Linked DNA regions of Homo sapiens: all the other regions are linked to region 4. A link is a loop called in an ENCODE intact Hi-C map of the cell type or tissue named here. Cell type or tissue: HCT116. All regions are shown on one strand. Links, peaks and the distances in the headings refer to the core of each region. The heading gives the core; the rest is flanking DNA. Region 1 holds the start of LOC105373000 (a long non-coding RNA gene). Region 2 holds the start of RFPL2 (ret finger protein like 2). Region 3 holds the start of RFPL3 (ret finger protein like 3). Region 4 overlaps LINC02558 (long intergenic non-protein coding RNA 2558).

Region 1 (4,421 bases), core at 274-4,273, 150 kb before region 4:
GTTAATGGTATTCAAATTTTTTCTATATGCTTTAAAACATTGAGGGAATATATTGAGAAAGACACCTAAGAAACTGCAACCAATCTACTCTGGACAAAAATTTAGACACCATCTCTTCAAAATAAGCTATATAGTGGTACATATGCATATTTTTACGTATATCAACAATATTTTACATATTCATGACCTCAAAAATAATTAAAAAGTGTAAAATTTACAGACCTCATACGTTTCTGTTGGCTTGAAAAAAATGATACAATATAGATTGTTTCTTTAAAGTAGTCAATAAAATGCACAAATTTCTAGAGTAATCAGTTAAAAAAAAAAGTTCATACCAAAGATAATATTATTAGGAATAAAATAGGGCTCAACACTGCAGGCTCTTAAAGGCAAAAGTTAGTGAAGCCTTGTTTGTGGTAGAGAATCTTGGCCTAAAAACATTATACACATGATCCTCCCCTTCCTTTTCCTGTTGCAAAGATGTGGTGATGAACCAAATTTGCTCATGCAAATGACAATACTCTTGAAAATGGTGGCAGAGAAATAAAATGAAAGGAATGTGGTTCACTTAACAATCTCATAAATTGGAACTTATTACCCCTGTGCCTCTTGACTATCTCCAGACTAATATGTGAGAGACATGAATTGGCTGTTTGCTACCAATATTTTATTCAGTGCTTCATTTTTTCATTCCTTGAATAACTACTTACAGGATCATGAAAGCACAGCTACTCAAGTATCTAAATAATTATGCAACAATTTTTTTCCTCATCACAATAATGGACCAATTATTTTTAAAATACAATACACTGGGCCAGTGAAGTGCCTCACCCCTGTAACCCCAGCACTCTGAGAGGCTGAGATGGGCAGATCATGAGGGAGGTCAGGAGTTTGAGACCAGCCTGGCCAACGTGGTGAAATCCCGTCTCTACTAAAAATAGAAAAATTAGCCAGGCATGGTGGTGTGCACTTGTAATCCCAGCTTCTCAGGAGGCTGAGGCAGGAGAATCGCTTGAACCCAGGAGACAGCAGTTGCAGTAAGTGGAGATCGTGCCACTGCACTCCAGCCTGGGCAATAGAGCAAGACTCTGTCTGGGGGGCAGGGGTGGAGGGGAATACAACATGCTGACAAGTACTCTATTTTTAACTCAGGTTTGGATTGTTGTTTGTTAAGGCCATTGCTTATGATAAAGAAAACAAAAGGAGGAGGAGGAGAAACAAGAACAGACACAAGAAATAGAAGCAGCAGCATAAGAAAATGAAGAGGAACAAGAAAATGATGATAAGCAGAAGAAAAACCAGAAAGAAAAAAAGAAAAAGAACAGATAAAGGAATCAGGAGGCCTATTACACATCTTGTCCCCTTCCTGATTCATGAAATTTTAAAAAGTTCAAGACTACCCTAACAAAAATCAAGCAAAAAGATACACAAATAGTCACCTCCACAAACTTTGTTAATAATGACACAATGGTGCCACTCACGCCTGGCTCAGGCACCCGCAGGAGGATAGCACCCTCCAGATTCTGCAGAAGTGGGGAAGACTCCTCCTTCCCCTGGCTATGCCTCCATTCCTGCCACAGAGGCCCACAGCTTCCTACCCACCCCAGGCCAGGCTGGGACAGGCGAGCCAGTCCCACAGTGCTCCCACCTGCCTTCCTGGGCCCCAGACTTGCTGCTGCTGCCACCACTAGCGCTGATGCCAATACAACCACCACTGATGTTACCCTCAATGCACCAGCCCATCCTATGAGGCTCCTAACACCTGGCCACCACTGCAGCCCTACCTGTGCCCTGACAGCAGCCAGCCACCCTCCTACCGCTCTGTCGCTCTGCAGTCTCCATCACTGCTCTCCTACCGCTTTGGCACTCTGCAGTCCCCATCGCTGCCACCAACCACAGCGAGGCGAGCCACAGTGTCGCAGGCTCTAGCCTCCAGCAAGCAGCAGGTAGTCCCTCCTCTTCGCGCGGAGCAACTGGGCAGGCAAAGCCAGAAAAGCCTAGAACGGGATGCAGAGAGTGGTAGCATTAGAGCCTCACCTTGCCATGCTGGCCACTGGGTGGCAGGTGTCAGTTTCAGTGAAGACACTCACACCCACCCTCTAAAGTCCAGCCTCTCCTTTTGGCCCAAGCTGGCCAGTGACTGGGCCCTGGGGTGGGGACTGGAGACACCACAGCGTCCAGGCTTCCTACTCCATAGGAACTGCTGGGCCCACCCTGGCTGCATTTCCTGGGAAGCAGGAGCAGCAGAAACTCAACCCCAGCCAGCCCTCCCCACCCAAGTGCCGGTTCCCATTCCTGACGCCTCCACCCACAGGGCCTGGTCACCCCGTGGTATCCGCTACTCTATGTGCGGGGGTCCCAGGTGGTCTCTGCAACACGTAGCAAGAGGGCGCAGGCCTGGGAACCATCTCGGGGCTGGGGGCTGGGCCCTGCTCAGGATTCCCCCAGAAACTCGAGCAGGAGGAGATGGCCCTCTGGAGCCTGAGTCAGGGAGAGGAGGACTGCTCCTCTGACCACTGCTGTCACTGACACCTCTGCTGCCTGCTGCCAGGGTGACAGTGCAGCCCCCCGATAGCGCCCCCAACACCCTGCCCCCCATCACCAGCACCTGATAGCGCCCCCAACCTGCCCCTGCCTCGGACACTGAAGCACCTGCTGGCACCTGCAACTTGCCCCCAGCCACGGGCACTGCAGCCCAGGGTAGCAACCTCAATCCGCTCCATGCCATAGACGGTGTAGCCATGAATAGCGGCCCCAACCAGACCACCGCCACTGGCAGTGACGCCCCAATATGGCACCCAAACTACCCCCCACTGCAAGCAGTGCAACCCCAGATAGCGCTCCAATCTGCTCCCACCGGGAGTAGCAGCCCAGGATAGCGCCCCCCATGCACTCCCTGCCTCTGGCAGTGCAGCCATGGATAACGCACCCAACCCACGCCCTGCCGCTGGCAGTGTAGTCCCCAATAGTGCACCCAACCTGCCCCCGCCCCCTGAGCCAACGTGGCCCCAGATAGCATACTCACTGGCTCCCTGACAGGCAGTACAGATCTCTGATAGCACCCAGCCCACCCCCCTCCACCCACCATGGGCAGTGTATCCTCAGTAGCACCCCCAACCAACCCCCCACCCCCTCTCCACGGGCATTCTGGTCCCTGGTAGCACTCCCAATAAACCCCGCTACTTCTGCCTCAGTGTAGCCCCCGATAGCAACCTCAACACCCCCCTCCCTGCCGCCAATAGTGTAGCACCCTATAGTGACCCTAACCCGTCCCCCACCACCAACATTGCAGCCCCAGATTGTGCGCTCAACCCACTCCCTGCTGTAGGCTGTGCAGCCATGGATAGTGCCCCCAACCAGCTCCCAGACGCAGGCAATGATGCCCCAGATACCACATGTCCCACCCACCACAGGCAGAGTAGCACCCAATAGCGCCCCCAACCTGTGCCCAACAAGGGCATTGCAGCACCCGATAGTTCTCCCAACTCACCCCCTGGCCGCAGGCAGTGCATCCCCAGATAGTGCCCCCCAAAACCACCCACTGCCGCTAGCAGTACAGATTGGGATAGTGCCCCAACCCACCCCCAGCCACGGGCAGCACACCCCAGATAGGGCCCCAACCCACTCCCCTCCACAGGCAGTGATGCCCCAGATAGCACACCCAACCAGCCCCTCAACACGGGCAGTGACGCCCTGGATAGGGACCCCAACCCACCCCCCATGCCTCAGGCAGTACCTCCTGGGATAGCGAACCTATCCCACCACCTTTTTACCATCCTGGCTGCACTGTCGTCTTCCTTGCCACCACCAACCACAGCAGCAAGGGGAGCCAAGGCAGGCTCGAGTCTCCAGCGTGCGTGGCAAGTGCCTCCTCCTCCTTCTCCTGTAAGCCTGGAATGGAGCAGCTACACCAGTGGACACTGAAGAGCCTAGAATGAGGAGCCGCCTCACTTGGCATCCTTTATATGTGGAGTTGATGCAAATGAAGTTCCTGGACTACATGTTCTGATTGGACAAGAGAAACCTCTAGGCCTAGTCTGATTGGACTTTGTTATCATGTTCTGATTGGTTATCCTAAGACTTCCTCTCATCCAGTCACAACACGAAAATAAAGCCCAATCATAGTAGACCTAGAGATTTTTCTCTCATCCAATCAGAACATGTAGTCCAGGAACCTAATTTGCATAACCTTTGTAAGCGAGAGTCTTGCCATTCCAGGTTCTTCTACGTCTGCCCGCCCATCTGTTCCGACCCCAGATTAGAGAAGGAGTTGTCACCGGTGGCATGCTGGAGGCTTGAGCCTGCAGCAGCATGGCTCGCCTCACTGTGGCTGGTGGCAGTGAGGTAGAGTACAGCACAGCCAAAGTGGTAGAAAGGTGGCAGAGTAGGTGAGCTATCCAGGGACTTGTGGCGGGGGGAGA
Region 2 (4,421 bases), core at 216-4,215, 230 kb before region 4:
GCATCTTGGCTAAAAGACAGCTGGGAAAGAGGCCACACTCTCCTCCAGGAAGAGAGGCCCAGCAGAAACTGCATTAGCCAGGCAAGCACCAGCTGCCCGACCTGCTCAGGAATAGCATGCGCCACATGCCTGACCAAAGGCCTCTCCCCAAACCCTCTTCTCCCTTGGAGACCAGGACCCTGGAGTCACTCTCTGGAGATCTGGCCAATAACCCCCTGGACCCCAGGGCTGTTTGTGGTTCCCTTGGAAGAAGAAGTAAAGGGCCCAAATGCCTGCAGCACATGCCTGGGGGCTAGACAAGGACACTGACCTGGAGAGGCCTTCCTTCACACCCTGCTGTGGGGCTTGTCGCTCTCCATGCCTTCTCTGCTGCTTCCCTGCTTGACTTCAGCCTCACAGCATGTGGGGTATAACTGGCATGAGGGGCAGGAAGGTGAGGAGGAGGTCCCTAGGCAGGTGCGTGGCTGCAGCACAGAGAGACCAGGGCTCACCGGGCCTGGTGCTTGGCATACTCAGGGGCCTGGAGGATGGGTGCATGGAGTTGGTTTGTGGGAAAAATGAGGCCTTGTTGTGGCAGGGGATGGGGAGCTGCCTGGGCGTGGCCTTCGGTCTGGCAGGGATGAACACCTCAGGATGTGCAGTACCTGGCCCTCAGTCTGCCAGAGATGAATACCCCAGGCTGTGCAGCAGCTTCGGTGTCATCCAACACCACACTGCCTAGGCAACACCTGCCCACAGTGGCTTGGACAAGACACCCCTGTCAGCCCCTGGGCTGTAAGTCAGTGGGCCAGCATCTGCCCAAGGCAGGAATCCTGGGAGGGGCTGGCCATTGTCCCTCCTGACTCAGTTGCTCTCAGCTCCCTACTGTGCCATCAGGTGCTCTCAGGACAGATGCTTCCAGGACAGGCTCTTCTACAAAAACGGGGTTGCCTCCTGGGCCTGGAGTCACACCATAGACAAGGAGGCTTTTGGGCACCTAGCCAGGGTCACTCTGCACACATCTCATGAATGAAAATCCTCATCAGAAAATACATCACCGTTCCTCCAGGATGTGACTGTTTCTAGAGAGGGCCTGGTCTCTATCTCCCACTCCCTCCTCCACATGCTACAAGAAATAGAAGCAGCAGCATAAGAAAATGAAGAGGAACAAGAAAATGATGATAAGGAGAAGAAAAGAAAAAGAACAGACAAGGGAATCAGGAGTCCTATTACAGCTTTTGTCCCCTCCCTGATTCATGAAATTTAAAAAAGCCCAAGACTATCCCAACAAAAAACAAGCAAAAAGATACACAAATAGTCACTACCCAAACTTTGTTAATAATGACACAATGCTGCCACTCACGCCTGGCTCAGGACCTACCAGGAGGAGGGCGCCCTCCAGATTCTGCAGGAGAAGCGGAGGAGACTCCTCCTTCCCCAGGCTGCGCCTCCACCGCTGCCCCAGAGGCCCACAGCTTCCTACCCACCCCAGGCCAGGCCCAGCCGGGCGGGTCAGCCCTGGAGCGCTCCTACCCGCCTTCCCAACCTCCAGACTTGCTGCTGCTGCCACCACTAGCACTGATGCCAATACAACCACTGTTCCTGTTGCCCTCAGTCCACTGGTCCACCCTACAAGGCTCCTACCACCTGGATACCACAGCAGGCCTGCCCTTGCCCAGGCAGCAGCCAGCCGCCCTCCTACTGCTCTGGCACTCTGCAGTCTCCATTGCTGCTCTCCTACCGCTCTGGTGCTCTGTAGTCTCCATCGCCACCACCAACCACAGCAAGGTGAGCTGCGGTGCCCCCAGCTCCAGCCTCCAGCATGGAATAAGTGGCTCCTCCTCCTGGCACGGAGCAACTGGGCAGGCAAAGTCAGATAAGCCTAGAACAGGATGCAGAGAGTGGTAGCATTAGAGTCTCACCTTGTCATGCTGGCCACTAGGTGGCAGGGGCCAGTTTTAGCAAAGGCACTCACACCTACCCTCCAAAGCCCAGCCTCCCTTTTTGGCCCAAGTTCACCAGGAACTGGGGCCTGGGGTGGGGACTGGAGACACCACAGTACAGCGTCCGGGCTTCCCACTCGGCACGAATCGCTGGGCCCACCCCTGGCTGCGCTCCTCAGGAAGCAGAAGCAGCAGAAACTCAACCCCAGCCAGCCCTCCCCACCCAAGTGCCGGTACCTCTTCCTGACACCTCCACCCACAGGGCCCTGTCACTCCATGATGTCCGCTACTGTGTGCCCAGGGGTCCCAGACGGTCTCAGCAACACATGGTGAGAGGGCGCGCGCCTGGGAACCACAGCAGGTCTAGGGGCCGGGCCGTGCTCAGGATCCCCGCAGAAATGCTGTGTGCTGGCCAGGAGCAGAAGGAGATGGCCCTCTAGAGACTGGAGTCCCTCTCACCTCCTCTGACCACCGCTGTCACTGACACCTCCGCTGCCCACCACCAGGGGGACGGTGCAGCCCCCGATAGCGCCCCCGACCCTCCCCCACAGCTGGCAGTGTAGCACCAGATGGCAACCCCAACCCGCCCCTGCCTCGGACACTGCAGCACCAATGGCACCCGCAACCCACCCCCTGCCTTGGGCAGCGCAGCCCGGGATAGCGCCCCCAACCCGCTCCCTGCCGTAGGCAGTGGCTGTAGACAGTGTAGCCATGGGTAGCGACCCCAACCAGACCCCTGCCGTGGGCAGTGATGCCCCGATATGGCACCCAAATCGCCCCCTACCCCGGGCAGTGCAACCCTGGATAGTGCCCCTACCTGCTCCCCACCAGGAGAAGCAGCCCAGGATAGCACCCTCAACCCACTTCCTGCCTCCAGGCAGTGCAGCCACAGATAGCACCCAAACTTACTCCCCACCTCGGGCAGTGCGGCCACAGACAGCTCACCTAAACCACCCCCTGCCAAGGGCAGTGTAGCCCCCTATAGTGCACCCAACCTGCCCCTGCTGCAGCCAGTGCAGCCCCAGATAGCACACCCACCCGCTCCCTGCTAGGCAGTACAGACCCCTGATAGCACCCAACCCACCCCTCCACCGCAGGCAGTGTACCCGGCCCTCAATAGCGCCCCCAACCAACGCCCCCACCCCCTCTCCATGGGCAGTCCAGCCCCGGTACCAATCCCAACAACCCCCCGCTACCTGTCTCAGTGTAGCCCCCAGAGAGCGCCCTCAACAACCCCCTCCCCACTGCCAGCAGTGTAGCACCCTATAGTGACCCTAACCCGTCCCCCACCACCAGCATTGCAGCCCCAAATAGTGCCCCCAACCCGCTCCCCACTGTGGGCAGTGCAGCCATGGATAGTGTCCCCAACCAGCTCCCAGATGCAGGCAATGATGCCCTGGATATCACGCCCGCCCCCGTCCCCCACAGGCAGAGTAGCACCGGATAGCAGCACCCACCCTCGCCACCAGCAGTGTTGCACCCACCAGCCCCCCACAACCTGTCCCCAACAAGGGCATCAGGGCATTGCAGCACCTGATAGTTCTACTAACTCACCCCCGCCCCCCGGCCGCGGGCAGTGCATCCCCAGATAGTGCCCCCAAAACTCCCCACTGCCGCAGGAATTACAGCTTCGGATAGCGCCCCAACCCATCTCCAGCCATAGGCTGGATAGCGCCCCCGGATAGCGCCCCCACCCCACTCCCCTCAGCGGGCAGTGACGCCCGAGGTACCACACTCAAGCAGCCCCCCAACACGGGCAGTGACGCCCTGGATAGGGCCCCCAACCCGCCCCCCACGCCACAGGCAGTACGGCCTGGGATAACGAACCTATTCTGCCACCTTTTCACCATTCTGGCTGCGCTGTAGTCACCCTCGCGGCCACCAACCGCAGCAGCGAGGTGAGCCACTGTAGGCTCCAGCCTCCAGCATGCGCGGTAGATGACTCTAGCCTCTGGCATGCGCGGCAAGTGGCTCCTCCTCCTTCTCCTCTAAGCCGGGCACAGAGCAGCTACGCAGGCCGACGCAGATGAGCCTGGAAGGGCAAGCCACCCCTCTTGGCATCCTTTATATACTGAGTTTAATGCAAATGAAGTTTCTCGACTACATAGTCTGATCGGATGAGAGAAACCTCTAGGCCTACTCTGATCGGGCTTTGTTATCTTGTTCTGATTGGTTATCCTAAGACTTGCTGTCATCCAGTCAGAACGTGAAAATAAAGCACAATCAGAGTAGACCTAGAGGTTTTTCTCTCATCCAATCTGAACATGTAGTCCAGAAACCTTACTTGCATAACCTCGGTCTGTGGGGGGAGGGGTTCTTGCCATTCCAGGCACTTCTGCGTCTGCCAGCCCATCTGCTCCATGCCCAGGTTAGAGGAGGAGTCACCTGTCCCACGCTGGAGGCTTGAAAGCCTGCAGCAGCATGGCTCGGCTCGCTGCCGTTGGTGGCGGTGAGGGAGACTAGACCGCAGCCAGAATGTAGAAAGGTGGCGGGGTGGAT
Region 3 (4,421 bases), core at 328-4,327, 380 kb before region 4:
CTTTGTCACTCCGAGAACAAGACCATGAGTACAAACACTCAAGCACATCCCCCCACCCCCCGTCCTCAGAGATTTGAAGTTCTATTGGGAAAGTCACGAATCATCACTGTGCTCTGAGCTGAGGTGGAGGAAGGGTCCATTCTCCTGGTGACCCAGCAGCTGAGCCTGAGCCAGTGACGTGGCAGCACCCATGTGAGGAACAGCGAGCTGGGGTCATTTCACCACCTCCTAGGGGAACCCCAGCAAGAGACTGATTGATGAACATAAGAATTAGGAGCTGAGAGGCTGGGCACGATGGCTCATGCCTGTAATCCCAGCACTTCGGGAGGCCAAGGTGGGTGGATCATCTGAGGTCATCAAAAGTTCGAGACCAGCCTGATGGGTGAAACCCCATCTCTACTGAAAATACAAAAGAATTAGCCAGGCGTGGTGGCACACGCCTGTAATCCCAGATACTTGGGAGGCTTTGGCAGGAGAATCGCTTGAACCTGGGAGGCAGAAGTTGCACTGAGCCAAGATTGTGCCATTGCACTCCGGCCTGGGCAACAGAGTGAGACACCATCTCAAAAAAAAAAAAGGGGGCTGGATGCAGTAGCTCACATCTGTAATCCCAGCACTTTGCGAGGCCAAGGCAGGAAGATCCCTTGAGCCCAGGAATTTGAGACGAGTCTGGACAACACAGGAAGACCTCATCTCTACAAACAATACAAAAATTAGCAGTGAGCAGAGACCACGCCAGGTCACTCCAACCTGGACAACACAGTAAGACCCTGTCTCACCAAAAGAAAAGAAAAGAAAAAAAATTACATCCTTCTCCAGCCTTGGAAATGAATACCAAATTAACTGCCACCACTGGTGGGCAGGGGACAGGCTCGGAGGTTCCCTGAATGACAGAGAGTTGTTTTAGGAACCTCATGTCACACCCTTCTGAGACACTGTGGACCATGTCTGAGGGGTCCTACACTGGCACTGAGGGGGCCTGACCCCTCTTCATACACTGAGGTCAGGGGGCTCCCAGGTACACAACAGGATGCTGACCTCCTGCCGCTCGCCCACCCACAGGCCAGCCCAAGGCCACCCCCTTGGTCACTCTGTTCCCGTCCTCCTCTGAGGAGCTCCAAGCCAAAAGGCCACACTGCTGTGTCTCATGAGTGGCTTCTACCCGGGAGCTGTGACGGTGGCCTGGAAGGCAAACAGCACCCCTGTCACCCAGGGTACGGAAGTCACCAAGACCTCCAAACAGAGCAACAAGCACACAGCCAGAAGCGACCTGAGCCTGACACCCGACCAGTGGAGGTCCTGCAGCAGCTACAGCTGTAAGGTCACACACAAGAGAGCACTGTGGAGAAGACAGTGGCCCCTGAAGAATGTTCTTAGGTCCCTGACCCTCACCCCACCCATGGGGGCCTGGAGCTGCAGGATCCCAGAACAGAGATCCCCTCCCACCCCAAATCATCCAGCCCCTCTCCTTGTACCAGTAAACCCTTAATAAATATCCTCACCGTCAACCAGAAATCCTGCTCCCTCTCTTCATTTCTTAGCTAACATATAATTTGACACTCACCCTGGGTTCTTAGTGTGTGTAAGGGGGGATTACTTGCACCCTGTTGGATAGCAGCCCGGGGGAGAGGCTCCCAGACTCCCAGGGGTGTCTCCTGAGGAAACAGGCCAGGCCAGGCATTTGATCACTGAACACCTCTCTCTCCATTCTCTCTCCCCACCTCTTCCTCCTTGCAGCTTGGCCCCCAATTGCTGACTACTTCCTGGATGAAGCTGTCCCTAGCTGAGCCTTAAGACGCACCCTCTGTCCCTACCCTAGTCAAGACCCTCTACCCACCCACAGCCTCTGTTTCTTTAGCCTTGAAATCCTACTCTGGGCCTGGAGCTCCCTGGCCCCTGGAATGCCCTCTTTTCTCTCTGCCCAGCTCCCCAGCCCTGAGAGCCAGGCTGTCCAGGACACTGTTGCATCGTCAAATTCATGAGGTCTTACATTTGGGGCCCGCCTCAATTCTTCACCTTACAGCAGGTTCAGAGATGGAAAAAAAAATGGGAGGAAGCCAGGAAGGAAACACACACAAAAGGCCAGCAGGTGGCTCAGGATGCTTGTGAAAGGTAGTATCCCAGCTGTGCAGGAAGCAGTGCAAGGAGGGTAATAGGTGTTCCCTTATTTCTATGAGAATATGCAAAGCATTTGCTCAAGGAGAGTTGGTTTTCTCAGTGTTGAAGCCAGCCATCTTTTCTTTTCTTTCTTTTTTTTTTTTTTTTTTTGAGACAAAGTCTCGCTGTGTCACCAGGCTGGAGTGTAGTGGCACAATCTTGGCTCACTGCAACCTCTGCCTCCCAGGTTCAAGCGATTCTCCTGCCAAAGCCAGGCATCTTTTCACGACTAAAAGCAAGTACCTGTCTTAACCAAGGCCTCAATATTGATGGGATTTGGTCTCTGACACATGCACAGGTGACCTGTGCACCTAGGGCTGCCTGGCAGCTCTAGGAAATGGCAATTCTGTCAGGTACTTGGCACAGAAAGTCACTGGCCTTCTTTGGAGGATGCATCATTTATGGAAACACTTCTTTATTGGATCCTGGGTCTCGGGTGGAAAACCAGGTCCCACATCAGGACTTTCTCTGTGAGGCTCCCAGGTTCTGGGGCTCCAGCTGCTGTCTGAGAGGAAGGTGTGGAGACAGAGAACATAGCCTAGAAGAGCCTGGAACTGAGACTTCCCCTTACCGAGGTTATGCAAATGAGGTTCTTGGACTACATATTCTGATTGGATGAGAAGAAAAACCTCTAGATCTACTCTGATTGGGCTTTATTTGCATGTTCTGATTGGATGAGAGCAAGTCTTAGGACAACCAATCAGAACATGATAACAAAGTCCAATCAGAGTAGGCCTAGAGGTTTTCCTCATCCAATCAGAACATGTAGCCCAGGAACTTCATTTGCATAAATTCTCATATATAAATGATGCCAAGTGGGGGGAGTTTTGTCATTCCAAGCTCTCCTGCGTCAGCTTGTGTAGCTGGTTAGTACTGGCTTAGAGGAAAAAGAAAACGAGTCACTTCCTGAGCACACTGGAGTCTGGAAGCTTAGAGGAAAAGGAGGAGGAGCAACTTCATTAGCACAGTGGAGGCTGGAGCCTGCCGTGGCTCACCTCGCTGCTGCCGTTGGTGCGGGCCAGGGAGACTAGAGCGCAGCCAGAATGGTAAAATGGTGGTGGGAAAAGTTCGCCATCCCAGGCCGTACTGCCTGTGGCGTGGCGTGGTGGGGTGGGTTGGAGGCCCTATCCAGGGCGTTACTGCCCGTGTTAGGAGGCTGGTTGGATGTGGTATCTGGGGCCTCACTGCCCACAGAGGGGAGTGGGTTGGGGGTGCTATCGGGTGTGCGCTGCCCGTGGCTGGGGGTGGGTTGGAGCACTATCCCAAGCTGTACTGCTAGCGGCAGTGGGGAGTTCTGGGGGCACTATCTGGGGATGCAGTGGCCGTGGCCGGCGGGCGAGTTGGAAGAACTATCGGGTGTTGCATTGCCCTTGTCAGGCACGGGTTGGGGGCGCTATCGGGTGCTACTCTGCCTGCGGTGGGCGGGACGTGTTATATCCAGGGCATCATTGCCTGCGTCTAGAAGCTGGCTGGGGGCATTATCCATAGCTGCACTGCCCACAGCAGGGAGCAGGTTGGCAGCACTATCTGGGGCTGCAGTGCTGTGGTGGGGGACGGGTTAGGCTCATTACAGGGTGCTACACTGTTGGCAGCAGGGAGGGGGGTGTTGAGGGCGCTTTCTGGGGCCTACACTGAGACAGAGATAGCAGGATTTATTGGGAGTGCTACTGGGGGCCAGACTGCCCGTGTAGAGGGGGTGGGAGGCTGGTTGGGGGCGCTATTGAGGGACGTATCCACTGCCCGTTTTGGGAGGGGGCGGGTTGGGTGCTATCAGAGGTCTGTACTGCGTGCCAGGGAGCTGGTGGGTGTGCTACCTGGGGCCACATTGGTTCCGGCGGGGCGGGTTGGGTGCGCTATCGGGGGCTACCTTGCCCGCGCAGGGGGTGGGTTGGGTGCGCTATCTGTGGCTGTACTGCCGGAGGCAGGGAGTGAGTTGGGGCGTCTCCCTGGGTTGCTGCTCCCAGTGGGGAGCAGGTTGGGGCACTATCCGGGGTTGCACTTCCCGCAGTTGGGGGGCGGTTTGGGTGCCATATCAGGGCATTACTGCCCCCAGCAGGGGTCTGGTTGGGGGCACTATTCGTGGCTACACTGTGTACGGCAGGGAGCGGATTGGGGGCGCTATCCCGGGCTGCACTGCCCGCGGCAGGGGGCGGGTTCTGGGCGCCATTGGGTGCTGCAGTGTCCGAAGCAAGGGCAGGTTGGGGTCGCCATTGGATGCTACACTGCCGGTGGTTGGGGGTGAGGTGTTGGAGGCGCTATCTGGG
Region 4 (4,421 bases), core at 260-4,259:
AAGGAGAAGGGTTGCAAAAAAAAAAAAAAAAAAAAAAAAAAGTGGCAGGGATACATTTGTGGGCAACTGATTTTAGAAAAGGGTGCCAAAAAAATTCAATGGGGAAAGAATAGTGTTTTCTACAAATGGTACTGGTACAGCTGAATATCCACAAACAAAAGAATAAAGTAGACCCCTACTTCATACCATATACAAAAATTAATTAGGCTCGGCACAGTGGCTCATGCCTGTAATCCCAGCACTTTGGGAGGCCGAGGCAGGCGGATCACCTGAGGTCGGGAGTTCGAGACCAGCCTGACCAAGATGGAGAAACCCTGTCTCTACTAAAAATACAAAAAAATAGCCAGGCATGGTGGCGGGCACCTGTAGTCCCAGCTACTTGGGAGGCTGAGGCAGGAGAATGCTGTGAATCCTGGAGGCAGAGCTTGCAGTGAGCCGAGATCACGCCACTGCACTCCAGCCTGAGCGACAGAGCAAGACTCCGTCTCAAAAAAAAAAGAAAAAAGAAAGAAAATAGTCTGGAATTAGATAGTGGTGCTGGTTGTGCAACCTTATCAATATACCAAAAACCACTGAATTGTACACTTTAAAATGGTGAGTTTTATGGTATGTGAGTTGAATCTCTATTTTTAAAAAGTAAAATTATTGTGGTAATGGTTGTGTAATTATAAACATACTAAATATCGAATTGTACACTTTAAAGGGTGAATTGTATGGCATGTGAATTACATCTCAAGAAAGCTATTACCAAAAAAAATTATAGGATTAGTGATCAAATCCAGGTCTTTCCATTCCCAAAACAAATACTCCTAACTGCTCTCCCACTCTGCCTTATTTGCCAACTGACTAGTCCCAAAGGGGCTCTTTACCTCCCTGCTTGCAACACACAAGCTCCTTTTCCTCTCCTACCCTGCCCTCTGAGCACCAAAAAGGCAAATGGTTTCTTCTGTTTTTCATATTTTATTTTATCTCCACAAAAACTGAAGCACTGTATGGTTTCTTCTTTCTAAGCACAGTGTTGTCCAGCTCAGGCCCTCCTCAAAAGCTCTTAAGTACCTGCAATCCAAAGTCCATTCTCTTTCTCTGAATTATGGAAAGAGGGAAAATAAAATAATAAAGTCGTCCAATCTCCTTAACTGGGAAACCAAGGCCTCTCAAGATCTGGCACCATCTTTGTTTTCCTAGGACCCTGCTCCACATGGCCAAACAAATCTCGTTGTCCTTCCTTGAGCCATGTCCTTTGCTGCTGTCCCAGTGCCTGCAAACCCACTCTCCACCCCTCCACTGCATGGCTAAATCCTGACTGTCTGCTCTGATGCTACCTGGCACTTTCTCTCTGAGTTCACAGTTTCACGCACCCATGCACAAGCATTAACTGCACTTCCTCTGAGCTCTCATGGGTCTCTATTTATCCCTCTACACATTTCTCCCTATATTAAATCACTGATACATATATTCCTTGAGGACTGCACAGTCAACAACCCAACTGGTTGTTGGCACACTGTGACACTCACAAAAGTCACACTACGACACTCACAAAAGTCTGGCACACTGCGACACTCAACCAAAGTCACACCAAACCCACTAAAGTGAATTCAATCTCGCCCCCAATCATCCCTCTGCTCTTTTTTCCCTAATGGCAGTTTTCCTGCCAACTAAAAACACTACAGGCAATTTGAACATGATGTTTAGAATTATAATGGATGAAAACCAGTTACAGCCACATTCATTTCATATAAATTAACCTCTGTGAGCTTTATTGCCTTGGTTGCCTTGACTACCCAGCTGTCGGTTGGCATACCCTGCTCAGCCCAAGAGGTGGAAATGTTCCCCTAGCACAGTGATGTCAGCTGGAGTTAAAGGAAGAGAGTGAGATCAGAGCCTGAAGTACCAGCAACTTCTTGAGTGGTTCACACCACCATCTCATGGGGACCCCTCCTACCTGTTCCTCAACTCCAACTGAGACAGCCACGGGGTTGGGAAGTCCAAGGGGGTGTGCCACGGTTGTGCTCTGACAAGGTGTCAGGAAGGGAGCTAGAGAGAGACAGGCCAACCCCTACTCTGGGTTTCCCTTAGGTTGTCTTCATCGGAAATGCCTCTCAATTTCCTAACCACTGCTGCCCCCTGGTGCCCTGATCTGCCACACCCTACAACACACCACCAGCCCTACCCTATGGAACATTAGAAATACATCCCAACAGCCGGGCGCAGTAGCTCACGCCTGTAATTCCAGCATTGTAAGAGGCCAAGGCAGGCAGATCACCTGAGGTCGGAGTTTGAGACCAGCCTGAGCAACTGGAGAAACGCCATGGCTCACACCTGTAATTGCAGCACTTTAAGAGGCCAAGGCAGGCAGATCACCTGAGGTCAGAGTTCGAGACCAGCCTGAGCAACTGGAGAAACACCATCTCTACTAAAAAAAAAAAATACAAAATTAGCCAGCGTAGTGGCGCATGCCTGTAATCCCAGCTACTCAGGAGGCTGAGGCAGGAGAATCACTTGAACCCAGGTGGCGGAGGTTGTGGTGAGCCAAGATCACGCCATTGCACTCCAGCCTAGGCAACAAGAGTGAAACTCTGTCTCAAAAAAAAAAAAAGAGAAAGAAAGAAAAGAAATACATCTCAGCACTTTGGGAGGCCAAAACGGGTGGATCACTTAAGGTCAGGAGTTCAAGACCAGCCTGGCCAACATGGGGAAGCCCCTTCTCTACTAAAAATACAAAAATTATCTGGTTGTGGTGACACATACCTGTCCCAGCTACTCAGGAGGCTGACGCGGGGAATTGCTTCCACCCGGGAGGCAGAGGTTGCAGTGAGCTGAGATCGCACCACTGCACTCCAGCCTGAACGACAGAGTAAGACCCTGTCTCAGAAAACAAAAACAAACAAAAAAAATGTGATTTACATTTTCTAGTAGCCACATTTTAAAAGGTAAAAATAAACAGGTGAAATTAATTTTAATAATACATTTATTTTATGACCAGGCACAATGGCCTACACCTGTAATCTCAGCACTTTCAGAGGCCAAGGCAGAAGGACCTCCTTGCTGGTTTCAAGAGTTTGAAACCAGCCTAGGCAACATAGTAAGGCCACGTCTCTACAAAATAATATTAATATTAATGTATTCTATGTAGCCCAGTATATACAAACTATTAGCAGTTCAATGTATAATCAGTATTAAAAAAAAATTTTTTTTTTGAGACAAAGTCTCTCCTGTCGCCATGCTGGAGTGCAGGGGTGCCATCTTGGCTCACTGCAACCTCCACGTCCCAGATTTAAGTGATTCTCCTGCCTCAGCCTCCCTAGTAGCTGGGACCACAGGCGTGCACCACCACACCCAGCTAATTTTTAAATATTTTTTAGTAGAGACGGGGTTTCAGCATGTTGCCCAGGATGGTCTTGATCTCCTGGCCTCGTGATCCACCCGCCTCGGCCTCCCAAAGTGCTGGGATCACAGTCATAAGCCACCATTCCTGGCCCAGTATAAAAATTATTGAGATATTCTACATTCTTTCTTCCATGCTAACTCTTCAAAATCTAGTGTGTCCTTTATACTTCCAGTACACCTGAAATCAGACAAGCCACATGTCAAGTGCCCAAAAGCCACATGTGGTTCATGGCTACTGTGCTGGAGAGCCTAGTGTCTGTGCTGGACAACTTAGTGCTTGTCCCTTGAACAGTACTGTCTCTGTGGGCCTAACCAGAGCTGCCTGTGCCCTGAACCAAATTTATCTCTAGGCCAGTCCTGTTCCCTGTGCTCCAAGCTCAGAGACCCAGCTTCCTGCTTGTCATCTCCGCTTTCCTGTCTTACAGAAATCTCTAAGTTCATCAAAACTGCATTTGCATTTTCCTCCCCAAAATGTATCTCCCACAACCCACTCCAACTCAGTAAATGGCACCATAATCCACCCAGTTGCTAGAAGTCAAATCCAAGGAGTCTCATTTTCCTTCATCCAAATGGTTATAAAGTCCTGTCAATTCCGTCCATAGATATATCTGTTCACCTGCATCCATCTCCACTGCTATTGCCCTAGTCCAGGCCACCAACATTTTGCCTGGACTACAAAATGATTCCTTTCCATTTATTTATTTATTATTTATTTATTTATTTATTTATTTTTGAGACAGAACCTCCGCCTCCCGGGTTCAAGCGATTCTCCTGCCTCAGCCTCCCAAGTAGCTGGGACTACAGGTGCACGCCACCACGCCTGGCTAATTTTTGTATTTTTAGTAGACACGGGGCTTCACCATGTTGGCCAGGATGGTCTCGATCTCTTGACCTCATGATCCGCCCACCTCAGCCTCCCAAAGTGCTGGGATTACAGGCGTGAGTCACTGCGCCCGGCCTCAATGATTTCTAACTAGTTTAACTCCCACCTTCCCACCTTCTCACTCTATACCCACACAGAGCAGCCTGAGGGA

What was found. Hi-C counts contacts between places; a loop is a spot of excess contacts. Peaks named below come from ENCODE experiments on the same cell type or tissue, not always from the same donor. Only the 100,000 strongest peaks of a DNase experiment are listed, where the experiment ranks them.
Region 1: it touches region 4 in a loop (8-fold over the local background); 3 of 110 quality-filtered maps call a loop at or near these places.
Region 2: a loop joins it to region 4, with 10 times the contacts of the local background. A loop is called at or near these places in 37 of 110 quality-filtered maps.
Region 3: it touches region 4 in a loop (6-fold over the local background); 2 of 110 quality-filtered maps call a loop at or near these places.

What each region holds. Positions count from the first base shown.
Region 1 is chr22:32,121,470-32,125,890 of GRCh38, reverse strand. It overlaps LOC105373000 (a long non-coding RNA gene), which reads left to right and starts at 4,222. Exons shown (of 3, transcript XR_938172.3): 1 at 4,222-4,421. It also overlaps the pseudogene AP1B1P1. RefSeq lists an enhancer at 1,822-2,322. In HCT116, for the core only: CTCF peaks have their summits at 1,850, 2,049 (motif pointing right) and 3,437; a DNase peak (open chromatin) is centred at 2,020.
Region 2 is chr22:32,204,576-32,208,996 of GRCh38, reverse strand. RFPL2 (ret finger protein like 2) reads left to right here and starts at 3,924. Exons shown (of 5, transcript NM_001394555.1): 1 at 3,924-4,290. SLC5A4-AS1 (SLC5A4 antisense RNA 1) reads right to left here and starts at 3,882. Exons shown (of 4, transcript NR_149072.1): 1 at 3,750-3,882; 2 at 1,721-1,861. RefSeq lists an enhancer at 1,750-2,480. In HCT116, for the core only: CTCF peaks have their summits at 1,901 (motif pointing right), 3,452 and 3,654; DNase peaks (open chromatin) are centred at 1,926 and 3,846; H3K4me3 peaks cover 1,344 bases; H3K27ac peaks cover 2,056 bases.
Region 3 is chr22:32,353,629-32,358,049 of GRCh38, reverse strand. It overlaps RFPL3 (ret finger protein like 3), which reads right to left and starts at 183. Exons shown (of 2, transcript NM_001098535.1): 1 at 1-183. It also overlaps a transcript of SLC5A4 not described here. In HCT116, for the core only: a CTCF peak has its summit at 2,086 (motif pointing right); DNase peaks (open chromatin) are centred at 2,099 and 2,829; H3K4me3 peaks cover 633 bases.
Region 4 is chr22:31,975,065-31,979,485 of GRCh38, reverse strand. The region is part of intron 2 of LINC02558 (long intergenic non-protein coding RNA 2558); the gene reads right to left. Among named protein-coding and RNA genes, the nearest start is that of LINC02558, 6.5 kb to the right of the region's middle. In HCT116, for the core only: a CTCF peak has its summit at 2,125 (motif pointing left); a DNase peak (open chromatin) is centred at 2,135.